Linked DNA regions of Homo sapiens: region 2 is linked to region 1. A link is a contact called in ENCODE Hi-C or POLR2A ChIA-PET data. All regions are on one chromosome and are shown on one strand. Each heading gives the region's core, a stretch centred on a gene start or an enhancer-like site at or near the end of the contact. The rest is flanking DNA. Distances are from core to core; before and after follow the strand shown. Region 1 holds the start of LINC01016 (long intergenic non-protein coding RNA 1016). Region 2 overlaps LOC112267955 (a long non-coding RNA gene).

What was found. A loop is a pair of places that touch in the nucleus more often than their neighbours do. ChIA-PET counts read pairs that join two places held with the same protein, here RNA polymerase II (POLR2A).
Region 2: a loop to region 1 is called in a map of vagina, with 12 times the contacts of the local background. The contact joins the enhancer-like site here to the promoter of LINC01016 in region 1. A Hi-C loop is called at or near these places in 1 of 168 maps with a recorded cell type or tissue (vagina). POLR2A ChIA-PET finds 5 or more read pairs at or near these places in 1 of 52 experiments (activated CD8-positive, alpha-beta memory T cell).

Annotation. Positions count from the first base shown.
Region 1 is chr6:33,894,904-33,898,162 of GRCh38, reverse strand. It overlaps LINC01016 (long intergenic non-protein coding RNA 1016), which reads left to right and starts at 1,256. Exons shown (of 3, transcript NR_038989.1): 1 at 1,256-1,344. The region is part of intron 1 of LOC105375026 (a long non-coding RNA gene); the gene reads right to left.
Region 2 is chr6:35,190,649-35,194,154 of GRCh38, reverse strand. It overlaps LOC112267955 (a long non-coding RNA gene), which reads left to right. Exons shown (of 3, transcript XR_002956343.1): 3 at 1,545-1,647. Among named protein-coding and RNA genes, the nearest start is that of SCUBE3, 22 kb to the left of the region's middle. Within about 2 kb of position 2,099, at least 2 of the 41 ENCODE cell types and tissues checked have a DNase peak (open chromatin) inside an H3K27ac peak, as active enhancers do.

The DNA of each region.
Region 1 (3,259 bases), core at 7-2,506:
TGGAGAAGCTAGCCACCTACTCTGCCCAGGAATGTCTTGGGTGTCCCCAGAAGGCCTGCTCCTTCCAAAGTTGAAAGCAATGGTGATCTGCTGAAGACACTGGAACTCCGCAGGAAACTGCTGAGCAAAGGAGGCAAGGAAAAGGATATTCTTGGAATATCCAGAAAACCAAGTCGGGAGGGAGATGCTTAAGGGAAGAGAAGGGGCTATCTCCTAGGGAGTGGTCTAGAATCTTCCCATCACTGACACCCAACTTCTGCCCATTATCGGAGGTGCATCTGTCCCTTGGTGAGGGACAGGTAAGGAGGACTCCAGCAGAGCCTCAGCAAACAAGAGCTGTCTGCCTGCTGCAGGGGAGGGTGTATGTGTGACAGGGAGGGTTGGAGAAGGGGCTGCCTTCCACCACTTGTAGTCCTAGGAATCCATGGACACCCTTATTGTGGCTGCGGGCCAGTGTTCCAGGGGCCCTTGTCCTGGGGTGGGAGGAAGGAGCTGTGAAGATGCCAGCCTACTAGGGACAGGGGTAGGACCAGGTGTGCAGCCTGGAACAAGGGACAGAGGGAGGAAGCAGCACCATCAGCACTTTTTCCTTAACACCTGGGTGTGGGTTTGGGTGTGCATTTCTTAGGCAAAGAGGCATCTCAGTGCATGTTTTAAGCTGCCATCTCCTCCTTTTAAGCCTCCTAGTTAATATCTGCTATGTGAATTATTTACTGGGAACAGATGTTAGAGTTTAAAGAGCACTGAGCAGAGATCTTTGGCTAATCAATTTATTTTAACAGGTTTAAGTCTTTACTACACACCCAATTGGAGATTTCCCTGCCACTGGAAGCCTGTGCTCCTACAAGCCTGTGTTACACATATTTCCAGCTCGCCCCAAGCTTGTTTCCTGCTCTTTAGCCCCTCCCCATCCTGGCCAAAGTGCCTCCTTCTCTTGGTATCCTATTTGATCTGCAGAAGTCTAATTTGACCTGGAGAAAGAATTTTTCCTCCTAACATCAGTCCTCAGGTTGGACTAAATGGTCACTCAGTGAGATCTGGCCATGTCCTTCTAGGCTTTGAGTCATGTTTGCTGAAGCCATGCCAGTAAAATATTTCTGGGATTGAGAAGAAGTCAGCCTGACATTTTAAACAAACAAGGGCTGCAAGACTAAAAGACCCATCTCTGCCTCTCCCCAGGGGCGTTTCTCACGGGGTGGGTAGGGAGGGCTTCGAAGCAGCCTGTGAAGTGTGGGCAGCTTGAAACACACGAGGCAGCAAATCCGAACAGGCAAAGGCCTCACTCTCCAGTGCAGTCTGGGAGGACTGATCAGGGAAGAACAGATCAGGGTGAAGAACAGAAAGGTGAGCTCTGATCCTGGAACTTCTTCCCTGCGCTCTGCCAGCTCCCACCTCGCCACCACCCTGGGTTCTGGAACCACGCCAAGCAGGGCAGAAACCGAAGTGCTTTTGGAAGTCCACAGGGATTCCCACACCCACCACAGCCCAATTTCATCTGCCCACAGTTGCTCCCTGAACTCAGTGGCTCTGCCGCAGCAGGGAGATGGTCTGAAGGACAGGCGTGGGGGCAGAAGAAGGTGAGTCACAGTGGGGTGATGCGCCTCACTACTAATCTATCTTCCCAACATCAATTCCACCCAGGGCCGTGGGCGAGGATCCCCTGGTGGTTCCGTACCATGAGGTTCTGTAGTTGCAGGGTGTGTTCTCCTCCTGCAAGTCCATCTTTACGCAGAAGGCTAAGGGAGGAGGTGGCCAAGAGGCTTGCTTCTGTTTTTGCCTGACCCCCCTGGGGTATCACTGTCCCAGGACCCCTTTTGACATAGCTATCTTATGTTTGGGGCTAAGGTTCATCTGTGGGTCCCACTGTAAATATTTATTGGAGACAAGTATCCAAGGAAGGAAGAAAACAGCAATAACTGAATATGTGGGTTTGCCACCCACAGGATGAGGCCAGGGAGGGTTTCTGTACAGGAACAGGTAGGTAGCTTGGGCTTGCAAGGGTCATACAAGGCGTGATGCCTTCAGACAGCTGACTCCCAAGTTCCATTTTCCCTGCACAGGTAAGGAACCATCACATACTTGACTTTGCCTCCCCAGAGGCCAACTGATGGGGAGGAATGGGCTTCCCTCGCTTCTTCTCAGGCAGAGCTGAGGTGACTGCATGGGGCTGGGGGCTCTGCCTCTCGCTGAAGTCCAGAAGAAAACATGCCTATGGCCTCAGACATGACAGAGTCTCCCTTGGCCTCGGCCAGTATTTGACAGTCTTAACCCCGCCTGTAGAGGTGCCTGTGAGAGGGGTTCTTGTTCCCAGCCCCTAACACAGATGCCATCAGGGACCACTGTCCAGAATTCTCTGATAGTTCTGGAGGGTTTTTGGAGCCCTAATCCCACTGTTTCTTTTCTGTTCTGCTTGTAACAGAGCTCATCTTCTGGGGACTTCTTTCAGTGGGCAAAGCAAGGGGTCATTGTCTGAGTGGGAGCCTGGGCCTCTGCCACATGGGCCAGGAAAAGCTCCCTAGGGTCCTTCTGCCCAGAGGGAATTTGGCCAGGCAGGTGAGGGAGAGTCTGCCTCCGAAGAGGGTCTGAGAAGCAGTCATATTGACCCAACCTTTGCGTGTGGCTTATTGACAGCATCAGCACCCATAGCCCTGATCCACGTCAGAGACTCCCCACTTCAAAGCTCTTAAAGCCCTCACAGCACACATGAGTTCCTGTGGTCCTGGGGCACCCAGTTGCCTCAGGTCTTTGCTAGGGTCTGTTTCCTGGGCCTTGTTGGGACCAAAGTTTCTGCCACAGCCAATGAAACAAGACCAAGAGGAGAACAGCACAGCATCCAGGGAAGGAGGGGGCCTGGAGGCCAACAAGGGCCATTGCCCCTGGTGGGCGGGCAGCTCCAGAGAGCACCAATGGCTGAGAGGCTCAAGTCCCCAGCAAGGCGGCAAGGCCCTTCACTTCTTTCCAAACCTAAGGCTCTATGCACCATCAGGACCATTTGATCCATGCAATTGGTTTCCACCTCAAAGACGTTTCCCTTTCAACTCTAAACTCGGCCGGGCAGGCAGGCTCAGGGCCCCTTTACTTTATGAAATTAACCAAGGCTGACTAGACAGGCAAGGATATGTAGTCTCCATACATTTTTTTTTAGGGAGCAAGAAGATACTTTTGTTGCCGGGGGGTCGGGGGGTGGGGGTCTTACGCCATGGCCCATAGACAATCGATGCCCACCCAGAAATACTCTGTGGTTCAGGAGGAGGGGAAT
Region 2 (3,506 bases), core at 850-3,349, 1.3 Mb before region 1:
CCCTGACTTCTCTATCCCCTCACCACAGCACTTAAACTCTTCCTTACTCTGTTTTTGTTTTTGTTTTACCTTGAGACAGAGTCTTGCTCTGTCACCCAGGGTGGAGTGTGATGGCATGATCTCGGCTCACTGCAACCTCCGCTTCCCTGCTTCAAGCAATTTTCCTGCCTCAGCCTCCTGAGTAACTGGAATTACAGGCACCTGCCACCATGTCCAGCTAATTTTTGTATTTTTAGTAGAGACGGGATTTCACCATGTTGGTCAGGCTAGTCTTGAACTTCTGACCTCATGATCTGCCTGCCCCGGCCTCCCAAAGTGCTGGGATTACAGGTGTGAGCCACAGCGCGCGGTTGACTCTGCTTTAAATATCATTATTGACTTCCTGGAATCATTCTGTGGGTGTTTCCTGTGAACCCAGATACCTGCCGACACCGATTTGTCCCCACCAGGGGTCTAGTGAGCACTTGAAGGCTGGTCACTTGATTTGACAACAGTGGGCAGGGGCAGGCACTAGACAGGCTCAGCCTTGCTCTGGGCTGAATGAGCACGCACCCACTGGGCACAGCATCCTCATTCCAAGCCACCCCAGACAGCTTTGCCTGCCTGGTGTCCCAGGGTTTGAAATTTCTGCCACCTACAGAGGGATTGCTTTGTGATTATTTTTATCCTCAAGATATTCCTTTGTTAAAATACAGGTAATTCCTAGAAGGAGGCCACCTGCTTCCAAGTTCTTATCTTGAGTCACAGCTTGTGGGATCTTAACCCTTCAATGGTCAGCTAATCCCTGGGTTGTTGCAGCCTCAAATGAGATCATATAGCTGAAAACGATTTCAACATTGTGAAGAGTAATATATAAGCAAAGGATTATTCTCAGTCAGTGTTGGAAGGTATTAGCAATTATCTCCCCACTTATTGAAAATGGCATTTGAAACAGGCCCCCAAAGAGTGAATCTCTAGTGATTGAATTCCAGACCACAAAGTAAGTCAAAGACATTTATGGTGCCAGGGGCAGGTACTTTTCCACTCAAAGCCTGCTGCCTAGGTGGCCACTGCCCGAATTCTAGGCCGGTTCTGACCACTGGAGTCTTGGAGCAAAGAAGGGGCTGTTCATGTGACTGAGCTGTTGAGTCCAGAGGCATAGAACAAGGAAGAGTCTTCGAAGCCTCTCATTTTACAGATGAGGAAATTGAGGCCCACAGAGAGAAAGTTGCTCACCCATCCAAAGTCAGGGAGCCTAAAGAGAAAATTATGCCTGGGCCAAAATAGCTGGGATGGGACTGGAGGCCAGGAGGAGGCCAAAGACAGGAGGGGACTGACCTCTCTTGGGGGCTGTCCCTATGCACACCCAGCACAGACGGAGGACTCCACTCAGCCTCTCATCCAGCCCTCCTCCCCCATTACCCTACCCCCACCTCCCAGTGCAACCAACCTCTCCTTGCCTGGGGCCACTCTGCCAAGAGGCCTCCCATCCAGGCCCGTGGCCCACAGAGAGAAAGTCCAAAACAATGCCTCTAAACTGAAAACATTTTTGTCTTTCTCCACAGAACAATGGCCATTAACAGGCATGGAACTGGAGCAGAAATGGAATGAACCCTAGGGGCCTGGGAGCCTGGAGGGGTGTAGGAGTGGGGAGGGGATTGGGGAGACAGGCGGCAGAGGAAAGCGCCTGCCCTCGCCTCCTCCCATCACCCCCTATACCCCTGTCCCTAATGAGGTGCTTCTGGCGGCACCTGACTTTTCCATTGCAAACACCACTTGACTCTCGGCCCTTCACACTCTCATGAGGTTCTAAGGGGCTGCACAGGCGCCGCCCACCCCAGCCATGCCCTGGGACTCACCACACACCAGGAAGGCCGGGAGCTGCAGCAAGGGGACAGCTTAAAACAGCCCCACCAACACCCCAAAGTGGGTCTCCCAGTTCCCCGAGAAGGCCTGGATGCCCTGCTGAAGGGTGAGCAGGGCCATGTGGGTGACTTGGAGGACCCAATTCCCCGGCCATGGGAACCCCCAGCCTGGGCTTTCTTTGGGGGTAGCTGAGACAACGAGCCCCCACCCAGAGCAGGAGATGACGCATTTTTTCTGTGGCCACAAGCCACTTTGACGGGTCCGCCCCACTGGGGAGCAACCGAAACCTCATCCCACCCAAAGCGGCCTTTGTCTGCACTACATATTTGTCTTATTTGGAAGATTTTTGTGGGTTTTCCTGTCTTTCTCCAGCGCTCACTGCCCTAAGGGGGACGAAGGCCATGGCGGAGCTGAGGGAAGGGGGTGAGAGGCATTCTTGGGGCGCTGTGCCTGGTGGTCTGCAGCACATTTGGGGGTGGGAGAGAAATCCACCCCACACACCCTCGGCGCCCCAGTGATGCCTTGGCCCCAGGCCACACTCTGGGCCTTGCCTGTCCTCTGTGGACTCGTGCCCCTCCTGGTCCTCCCAGAGCTGTTTCCTCTCCATCTTCTCTCAGCCTCCTCAGCTCACTCTCCAATACTTCTGTTTATTCCCTCATGTTCCATCCTTCCAGCCAGCTTGGCACCTCATCATTTCCTACCTCCCCCGTCATGGGACCCTCTGCTTTCTTTCTACCTGTCTGAATTCTGAAGACTCTCCCAGGGCTTGTTCCCCCATCTTGCCTCCTCCTGGGAGCCTCCCTGGACTACTGTAGCGCTTGGCAGGATCTCCTCCTTCTGAAATGTAAAAGTATGTGTTTTCTATCCTTTCTGTGATTCTAAACACACCCTGCCCCTATACCACCTGCCCAGCTAAATAGAGGCCAGAGGCCATGGCTTTTGTGCCTTGGCGTCCAAGCCCCATCCTGCCTTGTACAAAGCAATTGCTCAACTAATATTTGTTGGTTTGGGGCTTCTTAAGGGCTACCCATGAGATTACCAACAAATTAGAGAATTTCAGTGATGGAAGGGACCTAAGAGCTTGAATTCTTGCTAAGGGGTGTCTGGGTTCAGCTTACATACCTTTAATGACAGGGATCTTACCACTTCCTGGGGCAACCCATTCCCTTGCCTGTAACTCTGACCATAAGAAAGTTCTTCCCCACGTTGAGCTAAAACCTGCTGCCTTCTGGCTTTCCCCACCCTACTCCCAACTAGGTCACATCAAACTATTCCAGTCCTCTTTCCTCACGACCACCCTTCAGATATTTGAGGGCAGCAATCTCCTACCTCTGCAGTCTTTTCTTTTCCAGGGGGAAACACCTGTAGTCCTAACCTTCAGTGCCCCAATGCCCCTGATGACCATGGACTTTGGGTATTCCCCCCCACCCCTGTGCTGGGCCTCTCCCACATCCCTGCTGAACTCATTCTTCTCACAAAATCCCCCTTCTTTTGGGGTTAGGATGGATGTTACAAGCTTTCAAATGGGGCTTGCCTCCGTGTAGTGATTTGAGACATCCTAAAAGAAGGAAATCACTCTCTCACGGGGTTTTTTAAAAAATGAGGAGATGAGAGGAGTCCAGCAGCTGCCCTCTCCTCTCCTGAGGTAGCAGAATCCAATA